Regions from separate parts of the Homo sapiens genome. Here regions 1, 2 and 4 are each linked to region 3. Evidence: chromatin contacts called from ENCODE Hi-C or POLR2A ChIA-PET data. All regions are on one chromosome and are shown on one strand. The core of a region is the stretch at or near the end of the contact, and the rest is flanking DNA. Distances in the headings are between cores, read along the strand shown. Region 1 holds the start of SDR42E1 (short chain dehydrogenase/reductase family 42E, member 1). Region 2 overlaps PLCG2 (phospholipase C gamma 2). Region 3 overlaps CDH13 (cadherin 13). Region 4 has its middle 64 kb from the start of PLCG2.

Region 1 (2,767 bases), core at 249-2,748, 640 kb before region 3:
ATCTGATGGTTTTATAAAGGGGAGTTCCCCTACACAAGCTCTCTTGCCTGCCACCATATAAGACGTAAGATGTGACTTTGCTCCTCTTTTGCCTTCTGGCATGATTATGAGGCTTCCCCAGCCATGTGGAACTGTGAGTCCATCAAACCTCTTAACTTTATAAATTACCCAGTCTTGGGTATGTTTTTATTAGCAGCATGAGAATGGATTAATACAGGTAGTTTAAAGGTTTAGCATTTAAGCCTCAGGACAATCTTCCGAAGTTGTTACTAGTATTATCATCAGCTTTCAGAAATGAGGAAAATAGATCAGAGGTTAGGAACCTTGCCCACAAATTATGCAGGTCATAAGGGGTTGGGCAGGGTTCAGGACTTGAAGCCGGGTCTGTATGACTCTTAACCACTACATGTAATGCCGCACAATAAGGCTGGGACAATACAGATTCGCTTAGGTCATTATCTTATCACTGTGAAAGGAAAATAAATCTTGGGGTCCCAAGATCACTAAGCTAAAGGGAAAAGTCAAGCTGAGAACTGCTTAGGGCAAACCTGCCTCCCATTCTATTCATGTATCTCTGCTCACTAAAATAAAGGCATATCTGATTGCTTCCTTTGGAGAGGCTAATCAAACTCAAAATAATGCAACCATTTGTCTCTTACCTACCTATGACCTGGAAGCCCCCTCCCCGTTTCGAGTTGTCCCGCCTTTCCAGACCGAAAAACATGTTCATCTTACATCTGTTCTTGTCTCATGTCTCCCTAAAATGTAGAAAACGAAACTGGGCTCTGACCACATTAAGAATACATCGTCAGGACCGCCTGAGGCTGTGTCATGGGTACATGTCTTCAACCTTGGCAAAATAAACTTTCTAAATGAACTGAGACCCGTCTCAGATTTTCAGGGCTCACTCCACCTCCACAATTTCTGTCACATCTGATTCATCTGGTATTATGACTAGCCTATAAGGTTTTGTTTAAACCTACTTACCTTTTCCCAACAAATACATGCAGTTTAAATGGGAACCTGTCACTGCCACTTTTAAGTGGCAAACCAGAACCAAGTGATAAAGAGGAGGTAATCGTTCTCCCAAAGTGTGCAGAAAATCAAAGACAGGAATCAAGTATAGCCAGCCACCTGTGGAAAGTTCGGAGCTTGGGGCCCCGATGTCCTTAAAAACAAAAAATGCGGAGGGCCAGTGTTTGAGGCCTTGGCGACATTCTAGAAAGCCAAGCTGCGCCCGGTCCCCTGGGATCAGGAAGACATCTGAAAGGGGATACTCCTTCCCGCCACCCTGCTCAGTCATTCACCACCGTCCCCCACCCCCGGGACCGCCACCTGTCGCGTTCCAGGCCGAGGCGGTCCAGGGTCCCCGCGGAAGGGCGGCGGCCCCCCAACCCCAGCCCAGGCCCACTCACAGCTGCAGGAACAAGGGCGCGGCAGACGGCTACAGCAGGCAGAGAGGCCCAGGCCTCCTAGCTACCCATCACCACAGCTGGGGCGCCGAAGCCGTCGGACCTGCCTCCTGGAGCCACTTCCGGGCCTCTCTAGGAAGCCTGGAGGTCTCGGAGTCTCTATGACGCGCAGGTGTCTCCTTCACCTTCACCGGCGTTGAGGTAGCAGGAGGTTCGCTTCATGAATTCCCCCACGTTCTCTGGCTGTGCGTTCCGCCGTGGCGGGAACCCTTTTAGGGTCACGTCTTCCCCCACGTCCCCTGTCTGTGCGTTCCGCCGTGGTGGGAACCCTGTTAGGGCCACGTCAACTGCTCTTCCCACCTCCAGTGTCTGCTTTTAGACTTTCACCTCCATCTTTGTTTATCCCCAAGGCCAAGACCAGTGCCTGATAAATAGGCACTCAGGTCAGCATTGCTTGGGTGGATGGATGATGGAAAAGGCTCTATAGGGAGGCAGAATATTCACTCTCCATGTATCTCTTTAAGTTTCTATTATCTCTGAGTTTCCATATCTATGTGTGCCCATAGGTTTTCCTGTGTCCCTAATTTTCCTTATTTCTCTTTGTTCTGGTCGCCAAGCAGGCAGTGATGCCAAGACTAATCTTTGTTGCTGAAGGAACCAAGGAATGCAGAAAGGAAAGTTGGCATCCTCACTCAGAGGTCTCCTTTTGAGGCCCATCTTTTGTCTCCTCATCATGAGTGTGGTTCTGTGGATGGTTGCAGACTGTACACGTGTATGGACATGCATCCTGGAATGGACCCCTGGCTGGGGAGGATTTCATTTTAGTGTCTTGGAGGATGGAAGTTTTGACTTCATGTGGTGCTCTTGCCGATAGATCTGGTACCAAAGGCAGACTCAGAGAGGTTCATATCAATTGCCTGATTTACTGCTCAGTTTTCACTAAGCACACACAGTCACAAGGACAAAGCTCAAGTCCTAGGATATAAAAATTAATGAAGCCCAGGTGAAGAAATCAAGAAGTGCCAGTCCCTGGCACTGGCCTCTCTCATAGGATGCTCTGGCTTTCCTGCCTGTCTTGTCCTCACCTATTAGGCAGGCATAAGTCACAGGAGACTTCTTGTGCTAAGCAGTCTTAAAGAACAGCTTTGCAGTGGCTGCTTAGGATACATAAAAATTAGAAGAGAAGAGGAAGGGTATTCAGGGGGCTGAGAGACCAGCTATATGCTCTTGAGGCCAGCAGCTAAGGAAGAAAAGACCCACTGAGGATGCAGTAAAGAAGACAGACTTCCTTTGGGGAATTACAGGATCCTCTGAGGGATACCCAGATTTAGAGTGTGTGGATAAACATGAGAAAT
Region 2 (2,843 bases), core at 105-2,604, 830 kb before region 3:
TCTCGAACTCCTGACCTTGTGATCTGCCCGCCTCAGCCTCCCAAAGTGCTGGGATTACAGCTGTGAGCCACTGTGCCTAGCCCTAGCTCAGTTTTAAAAATTACATTTAGTAGGTCTTATTTTCCATTATCAGAGAAATGCAGATTCATTCTAGAACCTTTGGAAAAGATAGACAAACACAAAAGAAAAATATCTCCCATTGACTACCCTCCAGGGAGCACTGGACCCAAACTAGGATCTGGTTGCTTTTCTGTGAAGATGTCCTATTTCATCTTTAAGGATTATGATCTTTTAGGTAATGGAAGTTGTGCTTCATATTTTAAGAACTTTTTAAAATGAACTTTATTTCATATTTAATTTATATACAATAAAAGGCACTCATTTTAAGTACACAGTTTGATGCATTTTGACACATGTGTAGACATGTGTAACCACCACCCTAATTGAGACACAGAACACCTTCCATCGCAGGAGAGAGGGTTCCCTCACTTCCCTCTGCAGTCTGCAGCCCCCCACCCTCCCCAGCATGCACACTCCCTGCCCCAGGCCACCCCAACCTACTTTGAGTCATCCAGGATTTTTCCTTGGTTTTAGAATTTCATAAACATGGAATGAAACAGTAGACTGTGTTTTGCATTCGACTTCTTTTGTGTGATGTTCTCAAGGTTCACCCATGTTGTTGCTAGTGTCAGTAGTTTTTCCTTTTCTGTTGCTGAGCAGCATTCCAGTGACCGAATATACCACTGCCTACTCCCCCATTCTCCTCATGGGAGATCTTGGGCATATCAGTTTTCCCCTCTGTATAATGGGGAAACATTACCCAATTTTTTTTTTTTTGAGACAGAGTCTCACTCTATTACCCAGGCTGGAGTGCAGTGGCGCAATCTTGGCCCACTGCAGCTTCCGCCTCCCAGGTTCAAGCAATCCTCCCACCTCAGCCTCCTGAGTAGCTGGGATTACAGGTGCACACCATCATGCCTGGCTAATTTTTGTATTTTTAGTAGAGGCAGGGTCTCATCATGTTGGCTAGGCTAGTCTAGAACTCCTGACGTCAAATGATCCGCCCACCTCAGCCTCCTGAGTAGGTGGGATTACAGGTGCACACCATCATGCCTGGCTAATTTTTGTGTTTTTAGTAGAGATGGGGGCCTCATCATGTTGGCTAGGCTGGTCTAGAACTCCTGACGTCAAATGATCCGCCCACCTCAGCCTCCTGAGTAGCTGGGATTACAGGTGCACACCATCATGCCTGGCTAATTTTTGTATTTTTAGTAGAGACAGGGTCTCATCATGTTGGCTAGGCTGGTCTAGAACTCCTGATGTCAAATGATCTGCCCGCCTCGGCCTCCCAAAGTGCTGGGATTACAGGCGTGCGTGAGCCGCCGTGCCTGGCCACATTACCCGCTTTATCAGATTGTTGTGGGGATTCAGTGAGTTAACATGTGAGTGATTAGAATAATGCCTGGCACATAGCAGATGCTAAATATCATAGTAATAATAATGGATTGTTGTCTCTTGCTGTGTAACAAACCACCCCAAGGCATAGTGGTGAATACTGGAGGTATTTCCAGTTTGGGGCTCTTGAATAATATGAGTGAATGAATGAAATAATACAAATGTACATGTGTAGTTGGGCAGCCTCGGTGGCTGTTGCCTTCCTCGAGGGCTCGAATGCTGTGTGTCTTGGTGATCGGCTGACAGGCAGCCGTTGCCTCTTCTAAGATGGGTGGTTTTCCTTTTGAGGTGGGTCCTGGGGGCTCCTGGCTGCTCAGTGCTGGCCCTACTTGTTGCCTTGTGTGCTGCTCTGAGCCAGGCTTGGTCTTGCTGGGCTGACCAACCCATTTAAGCCTCAGGAAGTGGCCTCTGTAGAAAAAAATGTATAAGCAGCGGGTGGTGAACAGATCAGTGGAGCGCAGAGCCCCAAAATAGATCTTTCTCCGCTAACTTGCCAAGCAACTGGGGGCAGTGGCAAATGCTTTGCATAACTTCCTACCCAAAAGAAAAGGTTTTACTGCAAACAACTTTTGGGGACCCCTCCCCTCTCAAATAATCTCAGACAGATCCAAGATGTTTTTTTTTTTTTCCAGAGCAGCACAAAGAGAGAGCCAGACAGGCCTGGGGTTCCATCCCAGATCCACCATTTGCAGGCTGTGTGATTTTGGGCAAATTCCTTAACTTCGCTGAGCCTTCTCTTTTCCTGTGTTAACTAGGGAAGATGAGACTAGACTCTCCAGTGTGTATGCAAAGCACCCTTACGCTGCAGAGATGCTGCAAATAGGGAGTGTCTTTTTTTTCTTCCTTTTTCAATTTTATCCTCTGTGCTTGCCCTAGAGCTTGTTATCAATTTCTCTTAGCTTTGTCAATTGTGGTGGGGTGTGGGGGATTGAGATTTGGCTTTCCTGGGAAGATGTTCCAAAACTGTCTTTGAAATAATACTCTCCTCCTCTGCAGATCAGTGGACAGGGTGTTGAAGGGTCGGCATAGGTGGTAAGCATGATTGATGGCCCCCAGAGATGTCCATGTCCTGCTCCCCGGAACCTGTGGGTATGTCATGTTACTTGGTAAAGAGGACCTTGCAGATGAAATTAAGTGAAGAAGGTTGAGATGGGAGAGTATTCTGGGTTACCCAGGTGGATCCAGTGTGTTCACAGGGTCCTTTTAAGAAAAAGGCGGGGCTGGGGGCAGTGGCTCATGCCTGTAATCCCAGCACTTTGGGAGGCCGAGGCGGGTGGATCACCTGAGGTCAGCAGTTCGAGACCAGCCTGGCCAATATGGCGAAACCCCGTCTCCACTAAAAGTGCAAAAATTAACTGGGCATGGTGGCGTGTACCTGTAATCCCAGC
Region 3 (2,700 bases), core at 1-2,500:
GCATCAGAAAAGCCATTCATCTGGTTTGAAGATAGACAGGTGGTTGCTGTCACTGCACCAGCAGCTTTTGAAGTTTGCTCAGTGATATGATTACAGCCCATACTTAAGCTTCTGCTCCAGGAAGTGAGATTGACCTTTGATCCTACTCCTCATTTAAAAATTACAGATCTTGGAAAATGAACCAATCTAGAAAGATATTGGAAGCTGCTGCTGCTGCTGCTGCTGCTGCTGCTGAGGTTGGCTGTCAAACCAACTTAACTGGCCTGCATTACCTAGAATTGTTTTTTTTTTTTTTTTTCTGGTTAAAACCAATGACCTTTAAAGCCTTTTTATTTTTCCTCTGACAATCTCTAGTGGACCTATGGTCTTTTGTGAGTTCTGATGGGAATCCCAGAATCTTTCTGTAACTGTGGGTTCCAATGAGAGAGGCACATTTAACAAAGACCAGAAGAAAATCAAAACTGTTGCTCAAACTGACAGTGTATGTTCTTCATCCCACTCCTTCATTAGCTCATTCATTCATTGATTCGTTCATTCATGTGCTGGCTCTTTGTAGAAGTTGGGGGTAAACAGGCGACCAAAAGGTAGTCCGTGACCCCAGGATGTTGTAATTCAGAAGGGTAAACAGACAAGGCAGTCAACATTGTCCATTCAGTGTGAATGAGCTTGGGAGTACAACCACTTTGGAAACCCATTTTGTTAATTTACCTTTGATAGATACTTATTGAACGGTTTTTCCAAGTGTCTGTGAAGAAGACATGGTGGTGGTAGGGGGTGGGTGGATGGTTTCTGAGGACCTGATAATGTTTCTCCTTGATTTTAGTGCCAGTTACGTGGCAACTCATGGAAAACATTGAGCTGAATACTTGGGCTTTTGCACCTTTTTGTAGTGCCTTAGTGTATTTTACACAAAAAAATAAATAAAAGTATGCTCAGCCTCAGGTGTGTTGGAAATACAGAGGAGAGACCAGCCCAACTTTGGAGGAGAACAGAGAGAGGGACCCAGGAAGGCCTTCTGGGGAATATATTTGACTTGGGCCCTGAAGGAGCAACAGAAATTAGGCACTGAGTAAAATGGGACTGGATGTACCTGCACAAAGCCAGCAGCAGAAGAAAAGACATGGAGTGGAGGGAGCTGGCAGTTCATGCTTGGGGGAAGCTGAGAGTTGCTTGTGGGGCTGGAGGCCAAGGTGCAGGGCTGCAGGGGTAGGAGGGAGCAGCCAGGGAGGGGGTGGATTGGTTAAGAAACACGATGTGCATGTCATGTTGAGAAACTTGGATTTCACCCTGGAGGCGCAGGAACTAGGGGGGATTTTTCAGCAGCAGTGACAGACGCTCTTAAATCTGGGTTTTCCAATGATCAGCATGCTTGTGCCTGCACCGGGGCGCAGGATGGGAGACAGATGCCTTTTGCAGTAGTTCCGGAGAAGAAGACTGAAGACCACATTCAAGGCCCTGAGAGAGAAGAGAAGGGGACAGATACCACAGAGATCATGAGATATAGCACAACAGATAAGACTTGCTAATTAACTGTACGGGGTTACAGGGAGGGACAGGGAGAAATCAGGTTTCTTCCAGCCCAGCTTCTGGTTGGAATCACTCAGGCAGAGACACATGGGCCTGAGAGAGGATTCCCCTTATGACATAAAGCCGCAAAAATTCTCATTAGTCATTGCAAAAACATCTATTTCCGGCCTACACTGCACCAGCCAGTGGGGGAGGTCCTGAGAGATAGAGAAAGGATGAATTCTTGCCCTTAGAGAGTCACCTAGAGATTCTGGGGAGACAGCAGGTCCGAGTCTCTCTGCCTGAAACCTCTGGACAGTGTCTTTGGCTGACACTTACATGGTGGTCTTGGTTTCTTATTCAAGGTCGGTTTCCCAACTCTCATAGCATCAGCTTTAGGGCATCCCCAAATCTCTTGCAGAAGAGATGGTTCTTTCCCCTTGAGTTGTTTTGAGCCAAGCATATAACATTGTGTGAATGTTTGAAAACTTCTCTTGGTTCTCAGAATGCAATTCTGACAGTGCTGAAGGCTGCCAATTAAATGAAGATTTAGATAAAGGCTGTGTGGGAGGTGGAATGCAATATTCTTAAACCTAATAATGGCTTCCTTCTGTCTTTTTGAAGCTCTCAAATAATCCTGATTGACTGACTCTCTGCTTTGGGCATTCCCATTTTCTGGACAATTTAATACCATTTAAAATGTTTGACAACTTTTATTTGGGGGCAGACATCCTTAGGGGATGGGGCCGTGGGCAAAGATACAAATGCTGTACCATCAAAGGAACCATGGATTTAAATAAGGATTTTTTTTTTTTTCATATTCAGAAGAGGTGGGTACAGAAAGGATGAGGGCAGCTTCTCAGGTTATAGTATTAACCACGTGAAGCAGCTAACAAAGGTATGTGCCTGGCCTTGTGCTAAAGGCTTTCCTCGTATCAGTTCTTTCATCCCTCCCAACACTACTGAGGTAGATGGAGTGACTAGATCCATTATACAGGCAAAGTAGCTGAGGCCCACAGCCATAGCAAATAAACTGTGGAGCTGGTGGTCCCAGATTTCATGCTTTTAGTCATTCTCTTGGCTCTGGGGTACAGGTAAGCTTCCAGAACTGGAGGATGGAGTCCAAAAGAAACTCAAGATAATTTCCCTGCCTTTCCCATTGTATCAGGGGATTCATCTGTTCATACATTCATT
Region 4 (2,700 bases), core at 19-2,518, 940 kb before region 3:
GGCCCAGTGAGAGTCCAACAGAGATCTAACCCCGTGCTGGGGACAGCGGTATTAATTCAGAATTTTTTTTTTTTTTTTTTTTTTTGAGACGGAGTCTCGCTCTGTCGCCCAGGCTGGAGGGCAGTGGCGCGATCTCGGCTCACTGCAAGCTCCACCTCCCGGGTTCACGCCATTCTCCCGCCTCAGCCTCCCGAGTAGCTGGGACTACAGGCGCCGCCACCACGCCCGGCTAATTTTTTGTATTTTTATTAGAGACGGGGTTTCACCGTGTTAGCCAGGATGGTCTCGATCTCCTGACCTGGTGATCCGCCTGCCTCGGCCTCCCAAAGTGCTGGGATTACAGGCATGAGCCACCGGGCCCGGCCTAATTCAGAAAATTTAAGGCAAATCCTGTCATTGGGAGCAGTGTGAAGCTCAACCAAGAGGGCAACAATTGGATTCTTACAAACAGCTCTGGGGCTGCCTGGCAATGCACATCTCCACGTTGCCCCACTTACAGCGCCTGCCTTAGAACGCGCTGTCTTCCGGTCTCTTACACTGCAGTGTGAATGGCGCTCCCCAGAGTTGTGCAGCATGAGAACCTGGTGAGCTGAGCTGTCATTTGTGACTGACAGGCTGCTCTAAAGCTAGCTAGACTTTGCTAGAAGCTCCCCCAGAGCACAATAAGAAAAAAGAGATCAGAGAATCTTGGAAAAGGGCTTGGCCTCATTCATTCATTCATCCATTCATGCATTCAGCAATTCATTATTGAGGACCTGCTTCCAACAGGTCCAGGGGGAGTGCTAGAAAACATGTGAGAAGAAGCAAAAGACCTACAGCTCAATAACAAAAAACCAAATAACCCAATTAAAAAATGGGCAAAGGTCTGTCAGAATTCGATAGAAATAAACATGGGCAAAGGGGCCAGGCGCGGTGGCTCATGCCAGTAATCCCAACACTTTGGGAGGCCGAGGCAGGCAGATCACAAGGTCAGGAGTTCAAGACAAGCCTGGCCAACATAGTGAAACACCACCTCTACTAAAAATACAAAAAATTAGCTCGGCGTAATGGTGAACGCCTGTAATACCAGCTACTCGGGAGGCTGAGCCAGGAGAATTGCTTGAACCGGGGAGGCAGAGGTTGCAGTGAGCTGAGATCGCGCCACTGCACTCCAGCCTGTGTGACAGAGCGAGATTCTGTCTAAAAAAAAAAAAAAAAAAAGTCACTAATCGTCAAGGAAATGCAAATGAAAACCACAATGAGATACCACCTGACACCTGTGAGGTGTGGCCATCATCAAAAACAAAAGAAAACAAAGGTTGGTGAGTGTGTGGAGAACAGGGGAACCCTGGTACGTTGTTGGTGAGAATGGAAATTGGTGGATAGCCACTGTGGAAAACAGCAGGGAGCTTCCTCAAAAAATGAAAAACAGAACTACCATATATGATCCAGCAATCGCACTTCTGGGAACATATCCAAAGGAATTGAAATCAGGATCTAGAGAAGAGATCTGCACTGTCATGTTCACTGCAGGACTGTCCACAACTGTCAAGATACAGAATCGGCCCAATTGTCCCTCAGCAGATGAATGGATAAAGAAAATGTGATATATACACACAATGGAACACCATTCCAAAGTGGTGTCCTTTACGCCTTTACAAAGAAGGGAATCCTGCTCTTTGCAGCATCGTGGAGGAACTGGAGGGCATGTGTGCTAAGTGAAATAAACCAGGCACAGGAGGACAGATACTGCATAATACCACTTCTATGAGGAATCTAAAATAATCAAACTCATAGAAACAGAAAGTGGAATGGTGGTTGCCAAGGGCTGAAGGGAGGGGGAAGTGGGGAGGTATTGGTCAAAGGGAACGAAGTTTCAGGTATGCAAGATGGAAAAACCCTTGAGAAGTACCATACGCATAATGACCATAGTTAACAATATTACAGTATATACTTAAGATTTGCTAAGCATGGAGATGTTATTATCACACACAATCGTAATAACAAATAACTGGGGCGGGAGGAAACTTTTGAAGGAGATGGAAAGGTTTATGGCATAGACTATGATGTTATCCCCAGGAGCAATTTGGGGAGGTTCAGACTCTTGGAGCCAGACGCTGCATGACCCCTAAACTGAAATTTCTAATCTTGTAGCTAATTTGTTAGTCCTGCAAAGGCAGTCTGGTCCCCAGGCAAGAAGGAGGTCTTTTCAGGAAAGGGCTGTTACCAATTTTGTTTCAGAGTCAAGCCATGAACTGAATTCCTTCCCAAAGTTAGTTTGACTTACGTTCAGGAATGAACAAGGACAACTTAAAGGTTAGAAGCAAGATAGAGTCGGTTAGGTCTGATTTCTTTCACTGCCATCATTTCTCCTGTTAAAATTTTGCAAAGGCAGTTTCAGTATGGTTTCACGGGTGTATGCTCATCCCCACACTCACCGAGTTGTATGTGTTAAATATGTACGGCTTCTTGTATGTAACCACCCAACAGGTTCACCACGCCCACTGCCTAGACAGGGCCAATTGATCAAGATAGGGCCAATTGATCAAGACAGGGGAAATGCAATGGAGAAAGAGTAATTTACACAGAGCCAGCTGTGCGGGAGCCCAGAGTTTCATTTTTATTCAAATCAGTCTCCCTGAATATTTGGGAATCAGAGTTTTTAAAGATAATTTGGCGAGTGGGGGCTTGGGAAGTGGGGAGGGCTGATTGGTGGGGCTG

The links. A loop is a pair of places that touch in the nucleus more often than their neighbours do. ChIA-PET counts read pairs that join two places held with the same protein, here RNA polymerase II (POLR2A). Pooled maps may share reads with other maps.
Region 1: a pooled map shows a loop between it and region 3 (4-fold over the local background). The contact joins the promoter of SDR42E1 here to the enhancer-like site in region 3. A Hi-C loop is called at or near these places in 2 of 37 single-sample maps with no recorded cell type and 5 of 50 pooled maps. POLR2A ChIA-PET finds 5 or more read pairs at or near these places in 1 of 52 experiments (WTC11).
Region 2: a pooled map shows a loop between it and region 3 (10-fold over the local background). The contact joins two enhancer-like sites. A Hi-C loop is called at or near these places in 2 of 37 single-sample maps with no recorded cell type and 5 of 50 pooled maps.
Region 4: a pooled map shows a loop between it and region 3 (16-fold over the local background). The contact joins two enhancer-like sites. A Hi-C loop is called at or near these places in 2 of 37 single-sample maps with no recorded cell type and 7 of 50 pooled maps.

Annotation. Positions count from the first base shown.
Region 1 is chr16:82,009,972-82,012,738 of GRCh38, forward strand. SDR42E1 (short chain dehydrogenase/reductase family 42E, member 1) reads right to left here and starts at 1,499. Exons shown (of 3, transcript NM_145168.3): 1 at 1,416-1,499. RefSeq lists a silencer at 1,274-1,423 and enhancers at 1,664-1,753, 1,764-1,843.
Region 2 is chr16:81,819,802-81,822,644 of GRCh38, forward strand. All of the region lies in intron 2 of PLCG2 (phospholipase C gamma 2), which reads left to right. Among named protein-coding and RNA genes, the nearest start is that of PLCG2, 42 kb to the left of the region's middle. RefSeq lists enhancers at 1,905-2,004, 2,185-2,374, 2,385-2,534. Within about 2 kb of position 1,355, at least 3 of the 41 ENCODE cell types and tissues checked have a DNase peak (open chromatin) inside an H3K27ac peak, as active enhancers do.
Region 3 is chr16:82,652,426-82,655,125 of GRCh38, forward strand. The region is part of intron 1 of CDH13 (cadherin 13); the gene reads left to right. Among named protein-coding and RNA genes, the nearest start is that of CDH13, 27 kb to the left of the region's middle. RefSeq lists enhancers at 1,055-2,254, 1,175-1,674, 1,496-1,705, 1,756-1,805, 2,046-2,095. Within about 2 kb of position 1,251, at least 13 of the 41 ENCODE cell types and tissues checked have a DNase peak (open chromatin) inside an H3K27ac peak, as active enhancers do.
Region 4 is chr16:81,714,228-81,716,927 of GRCh38, forward strand. No RefSeq gene overlaps it. Among named protein-coding and RNA genes, the nearest start is that of PLCG2, 64 kb to the right of the region's middle. RefSeq lists an enhancer at 1-39. Within about 2 kb of position 1,269, at least 5 of the 41 ENCODE cell types and tissues checked have a DNase peak (open chromatin) inside an H3K27ac peak, as active enhancers do.